Linked DNA regions of Homo sapiens: region 1 is linked to region 2. A link is an interaction called in ENCODE POLR2A ChIA-PET data of the cell type or tissue named here. Cell type or tissue: endothelial cell of umbilical vein. All regions are shown on one strand.

Region 1 (5,000 bases), 450 kb before region 2:
TATTTTCCCTACCCATTCATGACTTCAATTCACCAAGCATTAAACATTTACTTAGGTCTCATGCTTTATATTAGATATTGAAGCAATTAAAATTAAGTGTTTGTGAGTCAGATTCTCTGTTTTAGAGGTCAGCAAACTATGGTCCAGGTACCAAATCTGGCCTGTTGCCTATTTTTAAAATAAGTTCTATTGGAACACAGTCATGCTCATTTGTTTACGTGTTATCTATGGCTGGTTTTGCACTACAGCAGTAGCATTGATTAGTTGCAATAGAAACTCTGTAACTCACAAAGCCTGAAATATTTACTATCTAACTTTTTCTGGGAAAAGTTTGCTGACCCCTGTTCTATTTAATAAACATTATAATGCTTTTAAGTTTAACATAAAAAGGTACTTAGATTTATAGAATATTAAAATTACAAATAATTCATTCCAGGTCAGTTTTAGATGTTTTTGATCCTTTGATATTTTACATTTTAAGGTTTATCAACCTTCTCTACATATCCACTGTGATATTCATGCAATGTTTATGTAAATGTATCTATACTATATTCCAATATATTTTTGTTATGCTATTTTTTGTATGTAAATTATATCACAAGTGAAAAATCTGAATGCTCATTAAAGTCCTCTGTATAGATGACTTTTCAACCTCACAAAAACAAATGACCAAGAAAACAATAATCACAGATTGCCAAATAGTAAGACAGATGTGCAGAATTATTTAGTGTTATTACATGTATATCCCAAAAGGAATTCATTGAATAATTCACTCTTTGCACTATGAAGAAATGTAGTATTTTTATTTTTTTGATAAGTTGAATGTATTGAAGTTTTAAAAATCACAATAAAGGTTTGTATAGAATTTTTACAATCATATTTACTTTTTTATATGTATGAAGTACTTACATATTATTAGAGTGACTGGATTTCTTTTATTATATGAAGCATATTTATTTGTTAAATTAGACTTTTATATTAAATGGGTTTAGGGGATCTGAAGTTCTGTTGTCAATACCAAATATAACATTTTACCTCTTTCAGTGTTGGTGCATATTAGACAAACTTCAGAATAGCTTATTAGCATATTAGATTAATATTCTTTCATGGATAACTTTAACTTCAACAGATCCTGTTGACTAAGTAGAAAATTAAGAGTGTGTATGCATGCATGTGTGTGTGTATGAGTGAGTGACATGAAATCTCAGAAACATTTTTCATTTTAAAGCAAATGAAATGTGAAATGTAAAATTATTTAAAATATTATTAGAAAGCTTTAAGATACATTTAAATTTTCTTCATGTTGTAGAAAGTCTTGTGCTGTAATAAAAAAAGGAATAAATAAATCTTAGCCTATGTTAATTTAATGGCTACATTTTTGGTGATTAGTCAGCGTGAAATGATTGTATTTTAACCCGTTTATTAGTGGGTATTGTGGCTTTGTGCTTTATGTCATTCATATGTATGTTGTATTTTTACTCCTTGCACTTAAAATGTTCCGAGTCACTGAACAGATCTTATATTATTAATATAAGGAATGCCTCCTTTCTTTCGGTGGTGTTTTTCTTAAATAACAAACTGTTAATTTCTCTTATTAAACATTTAATTGTTGAATAGTATATGTTTTCATAATTGTATTTAGTTTATGTATAAGCTACTGTATTTTTTACATAATATTCTTGTTAGAAACTAACACTGGGATTTAAAAGTATAAGACTTATTTGTTAGCAGTCAATTTTTAAATACTGTGAAATTTTTATAATTTTCTCTTTATATATTATAAACAATGAATACAAATTAATGATGTAAGCAAATTTATTTAATAAGTTAAAAATAGATATGCTTATGACCAAGGTAGTCTTTAAAAGGTGAGTAAAAGTTTTACTTTTCTCATTCATATATAGTAAGGGACATTACGTGTAACACAATTCAACTAGCAAATGCTCTTTAAGTAAATTCATATTACTTAAATTTTCTCACTAAGTTTCATTTTAGAAGTAATTTATTTTCTTGGAATGTTTTTATTCCTCACATAGAATGAAATCATATTTGGTAAACAAATAGTGTGTATTCAGTGTGCTTTGGGAATGATGACTATCCAACAGTAGGGAAGAGAATATATATTTTTTTCCTTTTTGCCTTAAAGATTGTTTTTCCTCACACAAAAAAAGAGAAAGTTTTTTTTTTTTTTTTGTAAATGAAAGCTTGCTACTTGAACCCTAAATTCTGGCGCATTCACTTTGTGTTTCTTCTTAAAAAAAATGTCCTTCTGAAACATTGTGCAGAAAAAAATATATACTGTACTAAATCTATTATATGATATAATGGAATGCAACAAATAGAAGCACTGTCAGAAATGATCATGTAAGCCGGGCATAGTGGCTCATGCCTGTAATCCCAGCACTTTGGGAGGCTGAGGCGGCTGGATCACTTGAGGCCAGGAGTTCGAGACCAGCCTGGCCAACATGGTGAAACCCCCGTCTCTACTAAAAATACAAAAATTACCTGGGCGTGGTGGCATGCGCCTGTAATCCCAGCTACTCTGGAGGCTGAGGCAGAAGAATCGCTTGAACCTGGGAGGTGGAAGTTGCAATGAGCCGAGATGGTGCCACTGCATTCCAGCCTGCGTGACAGACCGAGACCCCATCTCAAAAAAAAAAAAAAAAAAAAAAAAAGAAGGAGGAGGAGGAGAAGAAGAAGAAGAGGAAGAAGAAGAAATGAGCATGTAGTAGCAGCAAACACCGGTAAATCTGACATTTGTCCATTTGAAAAGAGCACTAAGGGTCTGAGCAAAGGGTGTTGGGCTCTGCCTCCCCCTGTAGCTCCCATTTAAGAGAAATGCACTCAGGAAGAAACTGCCTCTGTTGCTCCTAAGGCCAGCAGGAGCCAGGCAATGTGTAGGCAAATAGTTTCAAGAAACTGCCACTTCTTTATGTTGACTTTGTAAAGTGGAGTGTTCAGTGAAAACATAGTAATTGTTTTCTTAAATTTGAAAAAGACACATAAGTATAGTAAACAGGTTAGAAATATATTTTAAAAATAAATTTTATAATACACTTCTCATAACAATTAAGTATTTAACTAGTATTTTTCCATTTATTATGTTTTCTACTGTATCTTTCTAAAGTACATTCATTGATTCTCCCCAAAAGTATGAGTATCTACTACATATTAGACATCGTAATGGTCACTAAAAATAAACCAGGCACTGTGGACAAGGTGTTTGCAGTTTAGCAATGAATGTAATTAATAAACAGGTGGCCAGAATGCCGGGTGAGATTCCTAACACATTTCAGTAACAACCATGTGATTTATCATACTGAAGACCCATAATATTTGGGGCTTACTAGGTTGAGATAATCCAAGAATTAGTAATGAAGATTGTATTTAACAGTAAAATAATTCGGCAATTGTTCCTTCTACAAAGCCTAAACTAGTAGGCTATTCTGTCATAACCTGGCAAGAGATAAGCAGTGTCCTAATTCCCTACCATAAAAGAATAATATTTTGCATAATTGCAGCATCTACCTTTTCTGCACATGTGGATTTCATATGTCACCAAAGAAGAGAATGTAGATGGATGTATAGTTTGTCCTAGATATGATGTTCAGAAAATAATTTTGAAGACAAAATTGGGCCCTGCAGATTTGAAATGTATGACCTGGGAAAAATTTAAGTGGATACTCTAATTATTGGTGAGATCATAAAAGAGGAGACTGTGTGTGTGTGTGTGTGTTTGTGTGTGTGTGTTATAATGTTGAGTGAAGTTGGAATGTACAGTATAAAATAACCCTAAAAACTCTCAATATGAAATGGTTATAGGCCATGTTTTTTTCTATATGTTTCCATGTTAAAGAAAGTGAAAGTGTCCATGTTTCCATGGCAGTTCTCCTATTTTTCAGGCATAATGCTTTAGGAATGTTTAAGCATCTCAAGAAATTGTTGTCAGTGTTCTACAATATCTATGTGCTGTATATTGAGGCTGTTTATAGAAGATATATAAGCATTCTTAATATTAGTACATTTAGATATCCCAAATTTTTGTTATAGAAACTTTGTGTGTTACCTTCCAATAGTTTGAGAAAATCATACTTTAATTTCTACATTATCACATCACTCAGACATTAACGTTTTTATGTTTATTCCTTGTTAGGAATAAACATTTTTAAGTCATTTGATTTTTAATTTTTTGATCATACGTATCATTCTCAGTAGAACATTTTGAGAATGTGCCCATATATATGTATTATATAGTCATACATTGCACACATAAACTAACATATGATTATGTGATTTATAGAAGATATACAAGTGTAAATTTAAAAGGGTAAGTTGAATAATTAATGTTAAATATAATTTTTATTTTGTGAATGGTAACTTTTCTCTCACAACTGTTCTAACCATTTAATTTTTTTAAAAGTAGTAGACTCGTTAGTTTTGAACATTTTGTTTCAACATTGTGCTATAGCAGTTTTAAAATATGGTTTATTTCAATATGTGGTTTCAATAACTTCTTTAGCTGAAAAATATACCTCACAAAATACCTCCAAATAACAAGGTTTGTCACTGAATGCTCCTGATATATACCAGTAATTGACTTCAAATCCAGTATAAATAATTATTGGAAAAAGATTGAAATTTGCTTCACAAATTTCTATTTTCCAGGTTATTCAGTTCTTGAAGTACTACTAAAAGAAGCTGTAGTTCAATATTTTAACAAGAAGCTTTAAAACTCAGTGAAACTTTGAAATATTCGGAAGCCATTTAAACAGATTAGAAATTTTTGTTTCAACATTTTAGAAATATACAATTGGCATATCGTTTCTGAAATGTTTGCTTCAAAGTTTTAAAAATATGCCCTTGGCGAGCCTGGGTGCAGTGGCTCATGCCTGTAATCCCAGCACTTTGGGAGGCCGGGGCAGGCAGATCACGAGGTCAGTAAGATTGAGACCATCCTGGCCAACATGGTGAAACCCTGCCTCTACTAAAAATACAAAAAT
Region 2 (5,000 bases):
TGCCCAAGCCCTTATTTTGCTTCTGAGTCCAGTCCACATTTCCAGCATCAGCAATACATCCCCGGGTTCTTCCACCTCACAGGTAACTTGAAGTCAACATGTCTAACTCAGGGCTCAACCTTCCCTGCACACTTATTCTTTCATTTTCATTCCTCATCTTGGTTATTATGGCATAATATTCCATTGTATGAATACAGCACATTTATCTATTGTTTTGATGATAGATATTTGGATTGTTTCTAGTTTGGGCTATTATAATTAGTGCTGCTATGAATATTCATATATATATGGTACCAACTGACATTCCCACCAGCACTATATAAATTTTTTACTGTTCCATATTCTTGCCAAACATGAACCTTTACATTTTTGTCATCTGGAGGGTGTGTTAGTGGCATCATTATTTGCACCACCCTGATTATTAGAATTTGAGCATTTTTTTAATGCTTATGGTCCCATCCTTTCACTTTCAACCTCTCTGAGTTCTTTTGTTTTAGGTGTGCCGTTTGAATTCAATATATAACTAAATTGAGTTCCTTAACCAGTCTGGCAATTTGGTCTTTTAACTAAAAAATGTAGCCCATATGTATTTGTTGTAATTACTGACATATTTTAATTCATTTATACTTTCTTATTTTGTGTTTCCTAAACTTTCTCCCTCTTCTGTTTGTTTCTTTTTATCTTCGTTCTTGCATACTTTTGTGCTGGTTTTTCTCATTCTGGATTCTGCCCACAACTCATTTAGAATTATAAACTTTTCCTTTATTATTTTAATCATGAATATAGGAATTTAACATGCACATTTAATTTTAAAAAGTCTAAAGCCAGTAAGATATATTTACCAAAGTATTTTAGTTACATCATTATTATAACAACAAAATTAGACATTGTTGTTATTGTTTATACAAATTGTTTTTTTCATCTTTCTCACATAGTTAGGGTATATTATTGATCAAAATCCATCAGTATTGTTTGTCTGAAAAAAACTTCAATGTTATTTTCCAGCTTGAAGCATAATTTTGCTGGGCACACACTACTAGGTTGACGAGTATTTTCTCTACAGTCTGAAGACAGTTTTTGGTGTTCTTTTAGTTTATATTGTTGTTTCTGACAAGTTAGATGGCAATTTGACTATTATTCTTCCATAGATAACAATGTGTTTTTTCTCTCTAGCTATTTGGGGTTGGGGAAGGAGGGGTCTTAGGTATTAAGAAATTTTACTACAAAGCGTCTTGATGTGGTTTTCATTTTATTTGACTTGTTTGGAACTTCTGGATTTCCTGTTTCCAAGGATTCCAAGGGATTCATGTTCTTATATAATTTTTTGATAATTTTCAGATCTTAACACTTCAAATAGTGTCTCTCTGCAATACCTCTGCTTTTCATCTAGAACCCAATTAGACATTTGTTATATTGCCTCACTGGCATTTTTCATGTTTCTTAATTTCTCTTTTATATTGCTTTTATCTCTTTTATAGTGTTTTATCTGTTTCTCTTATTACATTCTAGATTTCTTCAGATATATTCCTGTTCACTAATTTTCTCTTCAGCTTTGTCTGATCTGTTTAACCTATTCATTTTTTTATTTCAATTATATTTATTTCTACAATTTCTATTTGAGTCTTTTAAAATCTGCCTATTCATTTTTAAAATCTTATTCTATACTCATACCTTATTATTTCTTTAAACACATTAAATATAATAATTCAATAATTACAATATATAATATCTTTGTGAGTCTGAGTCTGCCATTTCTATTTTTTAGTCTGTTAGGTTGTTTTGGTTTCTTTGGCTTCATTTTTGCTGATTTGTGTTCATGGTTGCTTCTTTCCTTGTGTTATACAATTTTGTAATCATGAGTATATGTTCAAAAAACTTTATCTATGGGAATTTTTGAGTCCTAAGTTTAAGACATGTTATTCCAGAGAGATTTATATTTGCTTCTGCCAAGCATCTTGGGAGACTGCCAACCAAGGGTCACTTTATAATAAATTCTAAGCTTAAGGTATCTCAAACACAAGAGTAGTATAAACTTGGGCCTCAAATCTCTGAGGTGGCCGGCACAGGGAAGAATTTTTTCTTCCACTAGGAGTAGAAGTCAAGGTAGGGATACTTTTAGTTCACTATTTCACCAACAGTGTCATGTGGTGGGTCAAAGCTTTTCACCTCTGATATCTATGCCGACACGGTCTTAGTCTTTGCTTCTTGGCCCCAATTTAATAACAAAACCAAAGCTCTGAGTTATGGGCAAATGGCAGGTGACTTTAGGAAAATGGGGGATTTTCACCACTGGCTTACTTCTATGGATTTTTACTTTTGCATTATTTTTCGCTTCATACAAATTTGTTTCCAGGTCAGCAATGCATTTAAAAATAAATATTAAATATTTTACTGAGCATTTTTAGGTAGATGAGGGTTTTAGGATTTCCAGTCTGCTATAATGCTTGATATAGAAGTCACCTTTGAGCATGGAGTACTTTTTCACAGTTAGTTTTTAGGAACCTAAAATAGATATCATTATATATTATTTGATGTGTGTGTGTGTGTGTGTGTGTGTGTGTGTATGCCTTTCATAAGTGCATGTTAAGTTCCTGGAGGAAATGAAACTTTTCTTTTTTCAGTGTTTATCTTTCCCAGATACAGGGTAAGGCTTCGCCTTTGGTCAGCACTCCATAAATGAATGATTTGATGGTCTTATTCTCTTCCCTGGGCTCCCATAGAAACTATGTCTATCAAGGAATAATTATTACACTGCAGCAAATTGTGTTTCTCCCTACCCAGCAGATTAGAATTTCTTACTGGCAGTCATCTTATTTTATTGTCTTTGCAGATTTAGAGCTTAGTTTAGAGTTTGGCCCATAATAAACACTAAATAAAAGTTGACTCAAAGAAATCATAGCCTTAGTCTCTGAGACTGGCATGTTAGGCAGGAGAAAGCAACCGTATTCATTTCAAGAATGATACTGATTTCAGTGATTCGGATGGGCTGGGAAAAGCCTGCCAAAGAGGAGACAGAGGAAACTGAGTCAGGCTTGATAGTCTCTGTTTTTATGCTTTCTGGGAGTTTTTACTTTAGGGGCCAGACAGGAAGGAAGAATGGAAAAAGACAAAAAAAACTTCCTTGAACAAAAATCAAAACTTTTTTCTTCCTGCAGTAGTCGCCAATGAATTGCCCAAAAGGAAGATCTTATCCTTCTTCCTTCCACTCATTTTACGGAAACATATGTTAAATACTTAGCATCTTTGATTATTTTAAGCTCTTTAAATGAGCTTAAGTTGGCAAAGTTGAAATAATAGAGTATGTGGCAGCATGGTGGTTTCCTATAAAACCCCATAAATAGGTATTCTAATCTGAGATCTTCTGTATATCCTGGAAAATCTTCCTAAATGAGGACTGTGAGCACCTTGCAAGTCCTCAGACTTCATCAGCTCTTATTTTTACCTGCTGGAGGTCATTTCAGTCCATGGAATCATGGCTAGGGCCTATTCTGACAGAGCCATCCTGATTCCTAATGAGGCTATCTTGAGTTTCACTCTGGGGAGTCCAGACTGCTGGAACGGAGACCACTCCCTTTTCCGGAATGCTCCCTTTGGACATATCAGCTCCAGCATGTAGCCTGCGGCAGCCAAACATGTAACTTGCTGGGAATTCGGTAATACTTTCCTTGACCTGTTGGCTTTAACGTTTGCTTTGATGCCCTTTGCCTTTTATTCCTTCATCTGTTCCAGAAGGTCCACCACATAGCCTGACTTCACTTTTGTTCTTTGTTCTGTAATTCTCTATCTCTGAAACAGAAATAACCATCTTTCCTGTGACCTGCCTCCAAGAGATAATGTGAAGCAGTGCTTTGAACACATCAGAAGAAACTATGCTAAATAATTTCAAAAGTAAAGGGATTAGTCATTTTTTTTCTTAAAATTCTTATGGATTGTCATAAAACATACTGATATAGCCTAACAATCCCTGTTCTGTAAAGCCCAAAAACATGAGAAAGTAAGAACTTGATATCAAACTTCAATTCCAATGTCACTTCCTCCAGGAAAATTTTCTGACCCCTCTCACTCTCTAAATCTAATACCTGCTGTTTAAAATTATAAATGTTGGCATTTATAAAACTCTTACTATAAGCCAGACACAGTGTTAATGCTTTATATGCAAAGCCATGTTTCCATTCATTTATTTCCTATTAAATCTAAATATTTAAAGTATATCCTCCTTGCCAAGCTTTGTGGTGAAATGAGTTTACGGTGATGAAAAAGATATGATCCTCACCCTCTTGAGCTACAGTCTAGGGAGGAAGATAAATATTGTATATACACAGAAGAAGATAGAATTAAAATTATTACAAGTACTGTGTAAGAAAACAACAGGCAGGTAGGAAAGAAAACAGAAACGTGAATAGAACTGATATACACTTTGAGATCAGGAGAAAGATGCTTGAGCTGTGACCTGTGAAAAGATATTTAGGCTGAAATCTCAGAGATGAGTCACCATTAGTTGGTGGGAGTTGGGGTATTAGAGCATTTCAGAAAAGGAGTCAGCATGTTCTAAGGCCCAAAGTAGGGAAGACTTGGTATATTACAGGACATAGAGAAAGTGTGGCTGGTGTGTAACAAGTAAAGGAGAGGGTGAGAAAGATGAGATTGATGAGAGGGGCAGAGACTGGAATCTAGCATGATTGCAAGGAGTTTTTATTTTATTCTAAGTGATTTCATAATAAGTATATCTCATAAAATCAAAACACCTTTTGAGATGAATACTACTGTTGTCTTCACTTTACAGATAAGGAGACTGAGAGACAACGTAATTTGCCTAACATCACACAGCTAGTGAGGGGTATAGGTAGTATTAGAAACCAGACTTCAAATACCCATGTTTGAGCTCTTAAAAAAATTACGCTGAACCACCTCTATATGGCAAGAGGATCTTATGCAAATCACCATTATAACATGTACCGTCATTGTATTTCAGTACTTATATCACATAATAGCACTATGTT

What was found. ChIA-PET counts read pairs that join two places held together with the same protein. Peaks named below come from ENCODE experiments on the same cell type or tissue, not always from the same donor. Only the 100,000 strongest peaks of a DNase experiment are listed, where the experiment ranks them.
Region 1: POLR2A ChIA-PET joins it to region 2 with 6 read pairs; 2 of 35 experiments call an interaction of 5 or more read pairs at or near these places.

The regions. Positions count from the first base shown.
Region 1 is chr12:43,418,476-43,423,475 of GRCh38, reverse strand. All of the region lies in intron 28 of ADAMTS20 (ADAM metallopeptidase with thrombospondin type 1 motif 20), which reads left to right. Among named protein-coding and RNA genes, the nearest start is that of ADAMTS20, 130 kb to the left of the region's middle. In endothelial cell of umbilical vein, no CTCF peak of the experiment used is centred here; no DNase peak of the experiment used is centred here.
Region 2 is chr12:42,968,129-42,973,128 of GRCh38, reverse strand. No RefSeq gene overlaps it. Among named protein-coding and RNA genes, the nearest start is that of LINC02461, 180 kb to the left of the region's middle. In endothelial cell of umbilical vein, no CTCF peak of the experiment used is centred here; DNase peaks (open chromatin) are centred at 1,968, 2,938 and 3,598; H3K27ac peaks cover 2,544 bases.